Regions from separate parts of the Homo sapiens genome. Here region 2 is linked to region 1. Evidence: chromatin loops called from intact Hi-C (ENCODE). Cell type or tissue: PC-3. All regions are shown on one strand. Each heading gives the region's core, and the rest is flanking DNA. Links, peaks and the distances in the headings are about the cores only. Region 1 has its middle 45 kb from the start of TIAM1-AS1. Region 2 has its middle 59 kb from the start of KRTAP19-8.

What was found. Peaks named below come from ENCODE experiments on the same cell type or tissue, not always from the same donor. Only the 100,000 strongest peaks of a DNase experiment are listed, where the experiment ranks them.
Region 2: it touches region 1 in a loop (11-fold over the local background); 76 of 110 quality-filtered maps call a loop at or near these places.

What each region holds. Positions count from the first base shown.
Region 1 is chr21:31,600,329-31,608,847 of GRCh38, reverse strand. No RefSeq gene overlaps it. Among named protein-coding and RNA genes, the nearest start is that of TIAM1-AS1, 45 kb to the right of the region's middle. In PC-3, for the core only: a CTCF peak has its summit at 4,051 (motif pointing right); a DNase peak (open chromatin) is centred at 4,057.
Region 2 is chr21:31,093,404-31,101,922 of GRCh38, reverse strand. No RefSeq gene overlaps it. Among named protein-coding and RNA genes, the nearest start is that of KRTAP19-8, 59 kb to the right of the region's middle. In PC-3, for the core only: a CTCF peak has its summit at 3,203 (motif pointing left); a DNase peak (open chromatin) is centred at 3,202.

The DNA.
Region 1 (8,519 bases), core at 2,845-5,344:
ATCAGTAGTATACAATTGATTAAAACAACAAAAATATATTACAGTGTTTACTATTGTCGAGGAAAAGAGTCGAACTCTGTAAAATATTTGAAGAGATTTATTTTGAGCCAAATATGAGTGACCGTGGCCTGTGACACAGCCCTCAGGAGGTCCTCAGAACATGTGACCAAGATGGTTGGGGCATAGCTTGGTTTTATACATTTTAGAGAGACATGAGACATCAATCAAATACATTTAAGAAATTCATTGAATTCATTGGTCTGGCCCAGAAAAGAGGGACAACTCAAAGCAGGGGATGAAGTGGGGGGGCGCCTCCAGGTGAATTTAAGCATTTTCTGGTTGACAATTGGTTGAGTTTGTCTAAAGACCTGGGATTGCTAGAAAGGGAATTTTCAGTCCAGGCGCGGTGGCTTGTGCCTGTGATCCTAGCACTTTGGGAGGCAGAATTGGGCAGATCACCTGAGGCCAGGAGTTCGAGACCAGCCTGGCCAACATGGCAAAACCCCGTCTCTACTAAAAAAGCAAAAATTTGCTGGGCGTGGTCGCGGTCGCCTGTAATCCCAGCTACTCGGGAGGCTGACACAGGAGAATCTCTTGAATCTGGGAGGTGGAGTTTGCAGTGAGCTGAGATCGCACCATTGCACTCCAGCCTGGGTGACAAGAGCGAGAATCCGTCTCAAAAAAATGAAAAATAAATAAATAAATAAATAAATAAAGGGAATGTTCAGGTTAAGATAAAAGATTGTGGGCCTGGCAAGGTGGCTAATGCCTGTAATCCCAGCACTCCTTAGTTTTTTTTCTTTATTTTCTTGTCTTTCTTTCCTTCTTTCTTTTCTTTCTTTTCCTTTCTTTTCCCTTCCTCCCTCCCTCCCTCTCTCTCTCTTTCTTCTTTCTTTCTTTCTGTCTTTCTTTCTTTCTTTCTCTCTGTCCATCTCTCTCTTTCTTTCTTTATTTATTTCTTTTTTTTTTTCTTCAGGGTCTCACTTTGTCACCCAGGCTGGAGTGCAGTGGCATGATCTCGGCTCACTGCAGACTCGACTTCCTTGGCTCAAATGATCCTCTCACCTCAGCCTCCCAAGTAGTTGGGACTATAGTCACATGACATCACGCCTAATTTTTTGTAGAGACAGGGTTTCACCATGTTGGCCAGGATGGTCTCGAACTCCTGATCTCAAGCCATCCGCCCGCTTCGGTCTCCCAAAATCCTGGGATTACAGGTGTGAGGCACTGCACCCAGCCTATCCTCATTTTTTATACATAAAGAGGTATGCCCTGTGAGAAGCTACTCAGCATTATAAAAAAAGAACCATAGATACCTGCAACAACTTGGATGGATCTCAAGAGCATTATGAAGGTTGAAAAAAGCCAATCTCAAAAAGTTGCAGGTGGTGGGGTGGCTCATGGCTATAATCCCAGCACTTTGGCAGGCCAAGGCAGGAGACTACTTGAGCCTATGAGTTCAAGACAAGCCTGGGCAACAAAGTAAGACCCCATCTTTACAAAAAATAAAATAATTAGCCAGGCGTGGTGGCGTGTGCCTGTAGTTCCAGCTACTTGGGAGGCTGAAGGAGGAGGATTGCTTGAGGCCAGGAGTTGGAGGCTGCAGTGAGCCAAGATTGCTCCAATGCCCTCCAGCCTGGGCAACAGAGTGAGACCCTGTCTCAAAAAAAAGTTGCATATATGTATAATTCTATTTTTATAATGTCCTTGAAATGACAACATTATAGAGATGGATTACAAATCAGTAGTTGCCAGGGGTGAGGGATGGTGGGGGCATGGGGTGGGTGTGGCAATAAAGGGGCACCACGAGGGAGATCTTTTAGATGAAATCATTCCATATCTTCTTTTTTTTTTTGAGATGGAGTCTTGCTCTGTCACCTAGGCTGGAGTGCAGTGGCGTGATCTCAGGTCACTGCAACCTCCACTTCCTGGGTTCAAGCTATTCTCCTGCCTCAGCCTCCTGAGTAGCTGGATTACAGGCGCACACCACCATGCCCACCTAATATTCATATTTTTAGTACAGACGGGGTTTCACCATGGGCTGATTTCGAACTCCTGACCTCGGGCGATCTGCCTGCCTTGGGCTCCCAAAGTGCTGGGATTACAGCCATGAGCCACCATGCCTTATGTGAATCTACACATGTAAGCAAATGACACAGAACTACACACATATGTCATACCAATGTCAATTTCCTGGTTTTGCTATTCTCCTTTGATAAGATTAGTCATTGCAGAAAACTAGGTGAAGGGTACATCAGTCCTGTCTATCTTTGCAATTTCCAGTGAATCTATAATTATTTAATAATAATTTTAAAAAGATGTATGCTCTGAGAAACCAGCCTGTCGTAAATCAAGAGATGGTCTGGAAAGAGGCTTATTACAGTGACGTTAATCAATCCTTTGAATTCCTTCAGTATTATATGTCAGAAATCATTTAGTGAAATAACTTTCAATACTTTAAATAGTAGGAAACTCAATTAGGTCTTCCTTCAATTTGGGGTAAAACAATGCTTGGGAAATAAAATGACTCATCAGGGCTTGTTACCCTATTATTAGTCATTCACATTTTCATCCCCTGCACAGGTATTTCCATTTGTGCCTTTGTTTAGTCCCCAGGGGTTACCTGGGAAGAAAGTGAACTTTAGTAAAACTGAGAGCAAGTGACTGGCATGCGTTCCTCCAGTAAAGGGGAGGAAGGATCATGAAGTCTAAAAACCAGCTCGAGGCAGGACGCGGTGGCTCACACCTGTAATCCCAGCACTCTGGGAGGCCGAGGTGGGCAGATCGCTTGAGGTCAGGAGTTCAAGACCAGTCTGGCCAACATGGTGAAACCCCGTCTCTACTAAAAATACAAAAATTAGCCAGGCGCAATGGCGGGTGCCTGTAATCCCAGCTACTTGGGAGGCTGAGGCAGGAGAATTGCTCGAACCTGGGAGGCAGAGGTTTCAGTGAGCCGAGATCACACCACTGCACTCTAGCCTGGGCGATAGAGCAAGACTCTGTCTCAAAAAAAGAAAAAAAAATTAGCAGGGCATCATGGCGCACGCCTGTAATCTTAGCTACTCAAGAGGCTGAGGCAGGAGAATCTCTTGAACCCAGGAAGGGGGGGTTGTGGTGAGCCAAGATCTTGCCACTGCACTCCAGCCTGGGCGACAGAGTGCAACTCTGTCTCAAAAAAAAAGAGAAGAGGCTTAAGTGGCCCACAGTTCTGCAGGCCGTACAGGAAGCATGGCAGCTTCTGCTTCTGGGGAGGCCTCAGGAAACTTTTACTCATAGTGGATGCAAAGGGGGAGCAGGCTCGTCTTACATGGCAGAAGCAAGACAGAAAGCGAAGGAGGATGCGCCACACACTTTTAAACGACCAGGTCTCGCAAGGACACACTCACCGTCAGGAGAACAGCACCAAGGGGATGGAGCTAAGCCACTGATGAGAAATCCACCCCCAAGATCCCATCGCCTCCCACCAGGCCCACCTTCAACACTGGGGATTACCATTCGACAGGAGATTTGGGTGAGATCACAGTTCCAAACCGTATCAGGGAGAAAGTGGAGGTTGGGAATCTGCACACTGCTTCTCTTAAAACCACCCATGTGCTTTCGAAGCCTTTGGAAAGTCTTCGAGATACTCTCCACCGCCCCCAAGTCTACCCAGACCCTGTTCGAAGGCTCTGTTAGTCACTCTACAGCAGAGAAAAAAAGGCTAAGGGTGGTTAAGTAATTCACCCAAGACCACCCGGCAAGTGGCTGCGCTGGAATTAGAACTTGGGATGAACTACAAAATCCATTTTCTTTCGACCAGGCTGTCCTACGAAAACAAGGCTTGTGTGTTTTCCCTAGTATCATCTAAGTGCAAAATTACCCGTTTGTGGACATCGGAAATTGCTTTGTGTGTTAAAATTGCTAACAATGTTATTACTACCTGCTGAGCACAAAAGGGCCTGGAAAGATTGGTTGTACAAAAATACAAGGAAATCATTCATCATTCATTTTCTCCTCCTCACAACCACTAAGAGATCAAGCCTCAGTTGCCACAGAACTGTGTCTTAGTGACCAGCAGGTGGCGCCACCACCTCACTGTTGTTTTGACATTGGGAGAATTTCATTTTGTAGGTAACTCTAGTGTAAATGGAAACGAAGTTTACACCCCTGGCCTTCTTTCCCACCCTGGCCTTGTTCCTCTTGTTTCGGTTCAAAGACGGGTAGCCTCCTGTCTGGCTCTAATTGATTTAGTTTCCTTGAATTTCATTTCTTTGACACTGAAAAGGATTTAGCTGGTAGTTTTGCCCATGAGGTGGAGGCATGATTATAAGAATTCATTTACTGAGGGCTTACCTTGCACCCAGCACTTTGCTTGAATCATCTCATTTAATTGTTGCAATAAGAAAAGGAGGTGAGTTCTGGTTTTGTTTTATTTTGTTTTGAGACACAGTTTCCCTCTGTCTCCCAGGCTGGAGTGCAGTGGCACAATCACAGCTCACTGCAACCTCCACCTCCTGGGGTCAAGCAATTCTCCTGCTTTAGCCTCCCTAGTAGCTGGAATTACAAGCGCATACCACCATGCCCAGCTAATTTTTGTATTTTTGGTAGAGATGGAGTTTCACCATGTTGGCCAGGCTGGTCTCGAACTCCTGACCTCAGGTGATCCCCCTGCCTCAGCCTCCCAAAGTGCTGGGATTACAGGCGTGAGCCACCACACCCAGCCAAGTTCTCTTTTGATGTTAATAGCACAAGCCTGGGGGCACTGGATTCTATTTAATTGTTTCACTCTTTTATTGCTGGTCACTAGCCAATAATTCCATGACAATTGAGGCTTGATTTCTTGTGGGGTTGGGGAGTATGATGATGAGAAAAAAATGAATGATGAATGTTTTCCTTGTATTTTTGTACAACCAATCTTTCCCAGTCCTGGTATGCTCCACAAGTAGTATTAACATCATTAGCAATTGTAACACACAAGGCAATTTCTGATGTCCACAAATGGGCAAAAAGACAACCCAAATTCCAACAGGTTTTTGAATGTTAGAAAAATATTACATCAATTTTAAACAATAAATGTTAGGGTAATATTACATGAGTTTTTCTCATTAGGAGTGTATTATATACAAACCTTTATTTGATAATGTATATTCTGGGTGACTATAATAAAATGTGATAAAAATAAAATGACTTATAAATCATATATATGATATCTTCAGTTATAACTATTATATGCACATTAATATTGTACGTGTGTGTGTGTGTGTGTGTGTGTGTGTCACTAGGGTAAAAGGCCGGGGGGTATCAATCCTAACCCACTCACCTGATACCAACCAGCTCCAAGTTTTAAGACGATATATACATGACTCCTTCCTACATGAAATATTATTACCAAGTATCACTATATGGCAAGATTTTCAAATCCAGGGCAATCGCTCACTTAGAATCGTGCGACTGATCCTATATCACCCACCTAAACCCCTTAGCATGCAAATGAAGGCATTGTGACCCAAAGAAGGAGTGATTTACTTGAGACACATAGTGTTGCAATTGCAAGACCCCAACCCCCTGACCCTACAACAAAGCTCCTTCCACATGAACTGTTCTGCCCTTGTGTTTGAAAAAACAATAAATCCAAATACAGGGGTTCTCATTTATCTCTTGTTAGATGTCTTCTTTTAGATTTGAGTTTCCTGACTATTCAGATTTTTAAAAAAATATTAAATGTGTCATCTAACTAACTGGCCATTTATCAAATTTTGTGCTACTTACAAATCTGATAGTGTCTTCTATGTCCTCTTCTGTGACTTTAATAAAAATGTCGAATGGTCAACTTTGAGGACAGAGCTTATTGATCATTTACCAATTTCATTTAGGATCCTACTGATTCATTAAACCCAGGACTGGCTGGCTACATAATTTATAGGGCCCAGTGCAAAATGAAAATGCAGGCAAAGTGGAGACAGTGGAGGTTTAAGTCAAGCATATGCCCTTCTGAATGTGGGGCCCTGTGTGACTGCACTGGTCACACCCCTATGAAACCAGCTCTGATTAAATCCCTTGGTTTCAATCATTCAACCTGCTACAAATTGATTTATCTAACATATGTCCATTGGAATAGCTTCTAGCCGTGAGCAGCAGGAAACACAAAAAACAATGGCTTAAGCATGTAACAAGCAATCCAGGAGCAGGTAACCAAGGACTGCTGCAGCTGCTGATGGAACCCTTCTCTTTTCCTTTCCCTCTCTCTCTATCTCTCTCCATTTTTTTTTTTTTTTTTAAACAGAGTCTCACTCTTGTTGTCCAGGTTGGAGTGTTGGAGTGCAGTGGCACAATCTCGGCTCACTGCAACCTCCACCTCCTGGGTTCAAGCGATTCTCTGGCCTCAGCCTCCTGAGTAGCTGGGATTACAGGTACGCGCCACCACACCCAGGGAATTTTTGTATTTTGAGTAGAGACGGGGTTTCACCATGTTGGCCAGGCTGGTCTTGAACTCCTGACCTTGTGGTCCACCCTCCTTGGCCTCCCAAAGTGCTGGGAATACAGGCCTGAGCCACTGCGCCCCGCCCTGCCTCCTTTCCCTCTCTTTAGCATCCAGTTTTCTTCTGCTGCTGCTGCTGCTGCTTTTTTTTTTTTTTTTTTTTTTGGACTCCGGAGTCTCATTCTGTCCCCTAGGCTGGAGTGTAGTGGCGCAATTTCGATCTCGGCTCACTGCAACCTCCACCTCCCGGGTTCAAGTGATTCTCCTGCCTCAGCCTCCCACATAGCTGGAATCACAGGTGCACGCCACCATACCCAGCTAATTTTTGTATTCTTAGTAGAGACGGGGTTTTGCTATGTTGGCCAGGCTGGTCTTAAATTCCTGACCTCAGGAGATCTGCCCGCCTTGGCCTCCCCAAGTGGGGGATTACAGGCGTGAGCCACCACGCCCAGCCTGTCATTTTCTTCTCCTGACACTGAATAGCTGCAGTACCTTAAACCATCATATCCATATTCCAGGTGTGAAAAATGAGGCATGGCAAAGGACAGAGAGCAAAAACCTTCTCCTCTTAAGCATTTGCCTTTATATTCAGGAAAAGAAAGCTTCCCAGGGCTTTCAACTGATATCTCATTGCCTACATCTCAAAGCTGCATCACATGGTCACACCTAGCTTCAAAGGAGGCTTGGAATTAGTGTTTCACTGTCCACTCTCTTCAGCTGAGAAAGACAAGGGAGAAAGGAGTTGACATATACGTGGGAAGTATTTCTTTTCTTTTGCTTTCTTTTCTTTTGAGACTGGATCTTCCTCTGTCACCCAGGCTGGAGTGCAGTGGTGCAATCACAGCTCACTGCAGCCTCTGCCTCCCTGGCTCAAGGGATCCTCCCACCTTAGCCTTTTGAGTGGCTGGGACTACAGGCACATGCCACCATGCTTGGCTAATTTTTTTTTTTTTTTTTTTAAAGATGAAGTCTCAGCCAGGTGCGGTGGCTCACACCTATAATCCCAGCACTTTAGGAGGTCGAGATGGGTGGATAACTTAAGGTCAGGAGTTCGAGACCAGCCTGGTTAACATGGCAAAACACCATCTCTACTAAAAATAGAAAAATTAGCAGGGCGTGGTGGCATGTGCCTGTAATCCCAGCTATTGAGGAGGCTGAGGCAAAATAATCACTTGAACCCGTGAGGCAGAGGTTGCAGTGAGCCAAGATCACGCCACTGCACTCCAGCCTGGGCAATAGAGGAAGACTCTGTCTAAAAAAAAATTTAAAAAAATTAAAAAAAAAAGAAAAAAGACAAGGTCTCACTATGTTACCCAGGTTGGACTTGAACTCCTGGGCTCTAGTGATCCACCCACCTCAGCTTCCCAAAGTACTGGGATTACAGGCATGAGCCACCACACCCGGCCTCTTCTCTTTTTATAAGGACCCATCCTATTCCAGAATGACCTTATCTTAACATACATTTTATTTACATGTGCAATGGACCTATTTCCAAAAAAGGCCAAATGCACAGGTACCAGTCCCAAAATCTGTGTTGGTTTGCTAGGGCCACTGTGACACCATAAACTGAGTGGCTTAAGCAATAGCAATGTATTCTCGCACAGTCCTGGATGCCAGAAGTCCAACATCAAGATCCCAAGCTGGCTCCTCCAGAGGCTGTGAGGGAAGGATCTGTTCCAGGCCCCTCTCCTCGGCTTGTGTCAGATGGCTGCCTTCTCCCTGTGTCTCTTCATATCCTCTTCCCTCCGTGCATGTTAGAACTTCAACTTATGTTTTTGGGAGGCCCAATTCAACCCACAACAGTTGGCCACTTTGGGAGTGCTCTTGCAAGCCTAACGGGATATCCTGGTTGGTCGCAGTTGGGGAGGGGAATTTTCACAACATTTTATACAATAGTCTTTTTTTTTTTTTTTGAGACAGAATCTCACTCTATCACCCAGGCTACAGTGCAATGGAAAGATCTCGGCTGCCTGCAACCTCCGTCTCCCGGATTCAGGTGGTTCTCCTGCCTCAGCCCCCTGAGTAGCTGGGATTACAGGCACCTGCCACCACGCCCGGCTAA
Region 2 (8,519 bases), core at 1,934-4,433, 510 kb after region 1:
GATGGGCTTCTGAACAAGCTGATACACAGACAGGAGACAGGGAAATACTGGGTAGAAGAGGGCAGTTCCCTGGCAAAGGCCCCACCCCCAGGCCTGGAAACCTGCAGCCCTAAATGGGGACATTCCTGTTTTCACACCCAGATGTCGCCATTTGGCCTGCCACCTCCCGCTATCCTGTACCCATATAAACCCCAAACCCCAGGTACTACTCTTCATCAAACCTAGTATATATAAAAAAATACTTAGAATTAACTATTTCTTTAGGTCTTTATTTCCTAATGAAGGATCTCGTTTCACATAAAACCATTATCTAATACATCTGTATATTTTCTTTTGTTAACTTGTCTTTTGTTAGTCTAAGTTACAGGGCTAGAGAACCAGCCAGAGAATCTAAGATAGGTACAGGCAAAATAATTGTTTTTCTGAGCTAGAAAGGAGTTCAGTATTTGAAATAGGAATGGAAAAGCAAGATGCAACATGAGGATTTTCAGAGCTGTAAAACTGAAAAGTCCTTCATTCTTTGAAGTACATTTGCTTGAATTATTCTTTTGTTTTTTAAATTCCAAAATTAATGTAAGTTCAAATTTTTATAGCTTATATATACATATACACACACATTTATACACAGACACACACTTTTTTTTTTTTTTTAAAGAGAGTCTCACTCTGTCACCCAGGCTGGAGTGCAGTGGAGTGATCATAGCTCACTGTAACCTCAAACTCCTGGGCTCAAATGATCCTCCTGCCTCAGCCTTCCACTTCCCCCCAACCCCACTCCCCTCACTGCCCCACCACCCCAGGTAGCTAGGAAAATGCCACCATGCCTGGCTGATTTTAAAAAGATTCTTTGTAGTGAAACTATCTCACTGTATTGCCCAGGCTGGTCTCAAACTCCTGGCCTCAAGCAGTCCTCCTGCCTTGGCCTCCCAAAGTACTGGGATTACAGGCATGAGCCATTGTACCTGGTCACAATTTAATTAGTAATAAATTTAAATGGAGGGAAACCCACTTAGTTGTCATATTAGCTGTTCTTCTGTCTGTAAATGACACAAGAAGCCACCCATATATGGCAGATCCGGTTTGCCTCTACATAACCATTGCTAACATTTGGGTATTGCTCCTATATTTTCATATGTATACACGTGTCTAACTTATACACATATATAAATGCATATTTAAATAGAATCATATTGTACCTTATTGTACTATCTGCCTTCATTTATTATCCATCATGAGTAGTTCCCCTTATCATTAAGCATCTTCCTATAACATACTTTTTAATGGTTACAAAGATTCCCTTTGGGATGACACACCAAATGATAGAGTTTGGACGTGTGCCCCCTCCAAATCTCATGTTGAAATGTGATTCTCAGTACTGGAGGTGAGGCCTGGTGGGGGTGATTTGATCACGGGGGCAGGTCTCTCGTGAATGGCTTCGCACCATCCCCAGGTGATAAGTGAGTTCTTGCTCGGTGAGTTCACGTGAGACCTGGTTGTATAAAAGTCTGGAACCTCCCGGCAACCCTGGATCTTGCCATGTGACATCACCTTCTCTCCCTTCGCCATCTGCCATGATTAGAAGCTTCCTGAGGCCTCACCAGAGGCAGACGCTGGAGCCATGCTTGTACAACCTGCAGAACCATGAGCCAATTAAACCTCTTTTATTATAAATTACCAGCCTCAAGTATTCCTTTTCTTTTTCTTTTTTGTTTTTGTTTTTTGAGACAGAGTCTCACTCTGTCACCCAGGCTGGAGTGCAGTAGCATGATCTCGGCTCACTGCAACCTCTGCCTTCTGGGTTCAAGCGATTCTTCTGCCTCAGCCTGCCAAGTAGCTAGGACTATAGGTATGCGCCACATGCCCAGCTAATTTTTGTATTTTTAGTAGAGACAGGGTTTCACCATATTGGCCAGGCTGGTCTTGAACTCCTGACCTCGTGATCCGCCCACCTTGGCCTCCCAAAATGCTGGGATTACAGGTGTGGGCCACTGAGCCTGGCCAAGATATTCCTTTATAGCAATGCAAAAACAGACTAACACGCTATAGGTCCTCAAATACTTGCTAACAAAGGGAGGGTCTCAACTTGATATTTGATAATGTTGGATATTTAGATCATTTACATTTTAGCTATTGTAAATAAAACACTGTGATGTGAACGTTACCTTGAAAACAATGACACCCTTGTATAATTATATTATCAACAGTAAAATTAATCACACCTTTAAAATAATTCCACCTGGAGATTGCATTTGTATTATACACTTCAGAACATGTACCTATACATGTATCTGGTCCTCCCAAACCCTGTCAGATGAATTGGGCGGATAAGCTTATCTTTTCTCACCATCTTAGAGGTGAGGGAGGAAGGTGTGGCTCACACCACAAACAGCAGCTTTTGTGTTTCGTGTTCATGACCGGGATTAGACCGCACACAGAGGGAAAGACTGGAAGACCGTGCATTTCCAAGCCAGACAGTTTATCGATTAGCTATCATAACAGGACTGTATGCTAGAAATCCAAGGAGCAAGATGCCACTCTGCTTCTCGTAGTAAGGATAACAGAGCAAGCTCGCCACGCATCAAGGGCTTTTTGCCGACCCAGCTTTGAGGGTATGACGTGTACCCCCGTGCTCCCTGCTGGAGACCTGTAGGATCGTCTCAAGCTTTTTTGGCAATGTCCACAAAGGAGTTAAATCTGACTTAGCAACCAGGCTGTGAGTTTCCGGGGTCCAGGAGTGGGAGATGAGCAGGAACCCGTCCCAAGCAGGAATCTGTCCCAAGTTCATCTTTTAGCTAAAGGGAGGGCTGTGGCCCCTCACGCTGCTCTGGGTTGGGAGCGGAGCATCGGTGTATTTAAGAGCATCCAGGTGATTGTAATGTGCCAGTTGGATCTAATTTACCTTGAAAATTCGTGCATTTAACGAACAGGTTCTGGCAGTGAAGAGCCGGAGAATGATTTTTGTCTTGATAAAGAAATAAAGGGGATAAATAGAATGTTGGCTGCGGTTGCTGCTTATCGAACGTTTTTCCCAGATCTAAGGGTTTGCCCGAGTAGGAAGGATGCGGAAGGATGCGGAAGGATGGCGTTCCACCTTATTTCCACCTCCCTCACAGCATCCCGCCTGGTACCGTGCCTGGCTGGTTCGGGGCACTTTCAGCGCGGTCCTGTGCGAGGACGTTTCTCTGGTGCCCTCTCGCGGTGGATCAGCAAAGTGCCGCATTTTATTTAGAACCAGAATGGACGTAGAAGGACCCTTGGACGTCATATTTTGTAACCCTCTCATTTTACAGATGAGGAACCGAGGCCTAGAGCAGTGAAGCGGTTTGCCCAGGCTCACATGCCTAGTAATTAGGTTAAGTGGGGTTTGGCTGGGGACAGTGTTTAGGAATAGGAGAGGGTAACTCAGATCCCTGGAGTTCGATAGCCTGAACAAAGGCTTGGGAAATGAGAATCAGCTGGTGATGGATGGAATTAGAACAGATGCTGGGTGCCACACACAAGGCCACGGGTGATTGCTGCTGCCACCACTGGAGCCTCAGAACCTGAAAATTTACAAAGCCCCTCAAGGCCAATATGTCCCAAACTGAACTTATCATTTCCACCTTCACTTTATCTTCTTCCGTCATCTCAGTAAATGGCCTCACCTTCTCTCAGGTTGCTCAGGCTGGAAAACTAGTCATCTCTCTCTGTAGTCCACATCCAATCCATCACTGAGTCCTGCTTCCTGTAAAATTTAGGCCGGGTGCAGTAGCTCACGCCTGTAATCCCAGCAATTTGGGAGACTGAGGAGGGCGGATCACTTGAGGTCAGGAGTTCGAGACCAGCCTGGCCAACACGGCAAAACCCCATTTCTACTAAAATACAAAAATTAGCTAGGCGTGATGGTGGGCACCTATAATCCCAGCTACTCGAGAGGCCGAGGCAGGAGAATGGCTTGAATCCGGGAGGTGGAGATTGCAGTGAGCTGAGATCGCACCACTGCACTCCAGCCTGGGTGACAGAGCAAGACCCTGTCTCAAAAAAATAAAAAAAAATAAAAAAAATTATCTTGAATCCTCCACTGCCACAACTTCCCCTTGCCTATGACTATGAAAACCTGGGTAGTGGACATCTTCCAGCCGTGGCTGTCCAAATGTTGAACACCCTCCTTGCATAGATAGCGTCTCACCTCGGGAGCATTGTCCTGCTTTCTAAAGGTAAAATCTGGTCAGCTTCCTTTCCCAGCCCTCCCACACACCCCTTGCAACTGGAATGTAGATGTGTGTGCTGGGCTTTACTCAATTGGGTGCAAACCCAGGAAGCTGCAATATGGAAGTGAGTGATGTGATGAAGCCTGAGGATGGAGCCGGCCTTTCATCAGGGTTTGAACGTCCTAGAGGGCACAAGGGGATGATTTGGGAGGAAGAGAAGCAAAGGGCACAGAGCAGAAGGAACACAAGGAGAGAGGAGGTGTCAGATGATTGCGGGGAACTACATTTTGGGTTATGACCCAGTGTGATGGTTAATACTGAGTGGCAACTTGATTGGATTGAAGGATGCAAAGTATTATTCCTGGGTGTGTCTGTGAGGGTGTTCCCAGAAAAGATTAACATTTGCGTCAGTGAACTGGGAGAGGCAGACCCACCCTCAATCTAGGTGGGCACCATCTAATCAGGGGCTAGCTCGGCCAGAATAAAAAATGGCAGAAGGACATGGAAAGACTAGACTAGCTTACTCTTCTGGCCTCCATCTTTCTCCCGTGCTGGATGCTTCCTGCCCTCAAACATCAGACTCCAAGTTCTTCAGCTTTGGGACTTGAACTGGCTTCCTTGCCACCTCAGCTTGCAGATGGCCTGTTCTGGGACCTCACCTTGTGATGATGTGAGTCAATACTCCTTAATAAACTCCCCTGTGTATATACATCTATCCTATTAGTTCTGTCCCTCTAGAGGACCCTGGCTAACACACCCGGGGTGACGTAGAGATAACACACGGTGGGGCTGGATTTTTCAGGCTTTCTTTCTTTTATTTTTTGAGAGGGAGTCTCGCTCTGTCGCCCGGGCTGGTGTGCAGTGGCGCGATCTCAGCTCACTGCAAGCTCCGCCTCCCGGGTTCACGCCATTCTCCTGCCTCAGCCTCCCCAGTAGCTGGGATTACAGGCGCCCACCACCATGCCTAGCTAACTTTTTTTGTATTTTTAGTAGAGACAGGGTTTCACCGTGTTAGCCAGGATGGTCTCGATCTCCTGACCTCGTGATCCGCCCACTTCGGCCTCCCAAAGTGCGGGGATTACAGGCATCAGCCAACACGCACGGCCATTTCTCAGGCTTTCAAACTCTGATTCACAAAAACTGTTGCCTTGGTGCAGAACAAGCTAAGGCTGCAGGTAGAACAGATGAGCTGGTGAGGCTGCCACAGGAGCTTGGGGCTGTGCTGGGCGCTCTGAAGGCCTGTGCAGAAACAAGCTGATTGGAAACAGAGTCTCATATATAAGACAACAAAGCTGATGTAGGAAACAATAAACAAGTAGCTAATATGCTTGTAAAAAATTTCACTCCAAACCAAGATGTGACCGGATTGGAATTAGAATGCGTGTGTGTAGATGTGTGGATGTATGTATGTATGCATGTGTTAAGCCTATTCTGAGCGCAGCAGTTGCCGTAGAGAATTTTTGGGTAAAATCATCCTCTTTGGGAATATACTTTCTTCCCCATGGGACCACTTTTGGGATCAAAACTTATTTGGTTGTATCGGCTTGGGTGACATCCTTCCCAAAGACATTATTTCGTAGGCATTGTTTTTAGCAAAGATACTAGAATTTTAAAAAGTAAAAATGAAACTCTGCTTTGGGCTTTTACGGAAGTTTAATAGAAATATAAACACTGGTGATTGATTGGATTGATTGAACATGTAAATGAGACAGGTTTTTTTTTTTTTTTTCGCTTTTATTTCCTGAGCAGGAATAGTCTCATTACTTAGACATTTTGTCACGGGTAGTATCTGCTCTCTGATTAACTTGATTCTTCATGTACAGTCACTAGGTTTTCCAGAAAACTTATAAGTATCTGGAAAAAAGTTGCATTAGGTGTTAAGATCTTTTCAGTTTAGTTATTGAAAAATAGTTTCCCCAGCAGCCTTATTTGCAGAAGTGAAAAAGCCAATTGTTAAATCATACGTAATTGCACAGTGCCCCTAAATAGCAAAAACAATATTGAAAAAGAAAAATAATTTAAAAATCTACCTATTGGGTACTGTGCTTATTATGTGGGTGCTGAAATAATCTGTACACCAAACCCCCATGCCACTCAATATATGTATGTAACAAACCTGGACATGTACCCCTGAACCTAAAATAAAAGTAAAAAAAAAAGAATAAAATTGGAAAGCTAACACTTCTGGATTTCAAAACTTAATACAAAGTTATAGTAATCAAAACAATGTGATACTTACAAAGATAGGCATATAGGCCAAAATGGAATTGACAGTCATACATCTATGGTGAATGGATTTTTGATAAAGGTGCCAGGTTCTTTCAGTGGGGGAAGAGTAGTCTTTTCAACAAATGGTTCTGAGACAACTGGATTTTTACGTGTAAATGAATGTAGTTGCACTCTTACCTCACTCCATATATAAAAATTAATTCAAAGTGATTTCAGCATTAATCTGATACTAAAACTAGATAAGGAGACAACAAAAAAAGAAAATGACAGACCAATATTCCTGATTAATATACATGTAGAAATCTTCACCAGAATACTAGCAAACTAAATTCAACAACACATTGCAAAGATCATTCATTATGATCATGTGTACCCCAGGAATGTAAGGATGGTTCAACATATGCAAATCAATAAACATGATACATCACATAAACAGAGTCAAGAACAAAAAACCATATAATTACCATAGATGCTGAAAAAGCATTCAATAAAATTTATCATCTCTTCATGATAAAAACTTTTGACAAACTGAGTATAGAAGGAATATATCTCAAAACAATAAAAGCCATATGACTTTTATATGGCCAAAAGTCATATATGGCAAACCCATAGCTAGCATCCTACTGAATGGGGAAAAATCAAAAGCCTTTTCTCTAAGATCTGGAAGAAGACAAGGTTGCCCACTTTCACCACTTTTATTCAATATAATCCTGGAAGTCCTAGCCAGAGCAATTAGGTAAGAGAAAGAAATAAAGGGCATCCAAATGGGAAAGAAACAAGTCAAATTATTCTTGTTTACAGATGACATGATTCTACATTTAGAAAAACTTAAAGATTCCACCAAAAAACTGTTAGAACTAGTGAACAAATTTGGTGAAGTTGCAAAATACAAAATCAATATACAAAAATCAGTGGCATTTGTTGTTTATTTGTTTGTTTGAGACAGGGTCTTGCTCAGTCACCCAGGCTGGAGTGCAGTAGCAGGATCACGGCTCACTGAAGCCTAGACATCCCAGGCTCAAGTGATCCTTCTACCTCAGCCTCCCAAGTAGCTGGGACTAAAGTCCCAGCTGGCTAATTTTTAAAAAAATTTTCATAGTGATAAAGTCTCATTTTGTTGTCCAGGCTGTTCTTGAACTCCTAAGCTCATGAAATCTTCCCACCCTGGCCTTGCAAAGTTTTTGCATTACAGGCATGAGCCACCATGCCTGGCCATCAGTAGCATTTATATATGTCAACAGAGAACAATCTGAAAAGGAAAGCAATCCCATTTATACTAGCTACCGAAGCAAAAACAAAGCCCTAGGAATAAATTTAATCGACCAAGTGAAAGATCTCTATAGTGAAAACTACAAAACACTGATGAAAGAAATTGAAGAGGACACCAAAAAGTGAAAAGATATCCCATGCTCATGGATTGGAAAAACTGATATTGATGTGTCCATACCACCTGTATTAGTCCGTTTTCACACTGTTGATAAAGATATACCCAAGGCTGGGCAATTTACGAAAGAAAGAGGTTTAATGGACTCACAGTTCCACGTGGCTGGAGAGGGCTCACAATCATGGCAGGAGGCAGAAGGCAAAAGGCACCTCTCACATGGCTGCAGACAGGAGAAGAGAATGAGAGCCAAGCAAAAGGGGTTTCCCCTTATAAAACCATCAAATCTCGTGAGACCTATCAATTACCACGAGAACAGTATGGGGGAAACTGCCCCCATGATTCAGTTATCTCCCACTGGGTCCCTCCCACAACATGAGGGAATTATGTGAGCTACAATTCAAGATGAGATTTGGGTGGGGACTCAGCCAAATCATATCACCACCTAAAATGATCTACAGAATCAATGCAATCCCTATCAAAATACCAGTGACACTTGTCTTAGTCTGCTTATGTTGCTGTAAAGGAATACCTGGGTAATTTATAAATACAAGACGTTTATTTGGCTTACGGTTCTGCAGGCTGTACAAGAAGCATGGCATCAGCATCTGCTTCTGGCAAGGGCCTTAGATTGCTTCTACTCATGGCAGAAGCTGAAAAGGATCCGGTGAGATCACATGACAAGACAGGGAGGAAGGGAGCAGGTAAGGAGGTTCCCG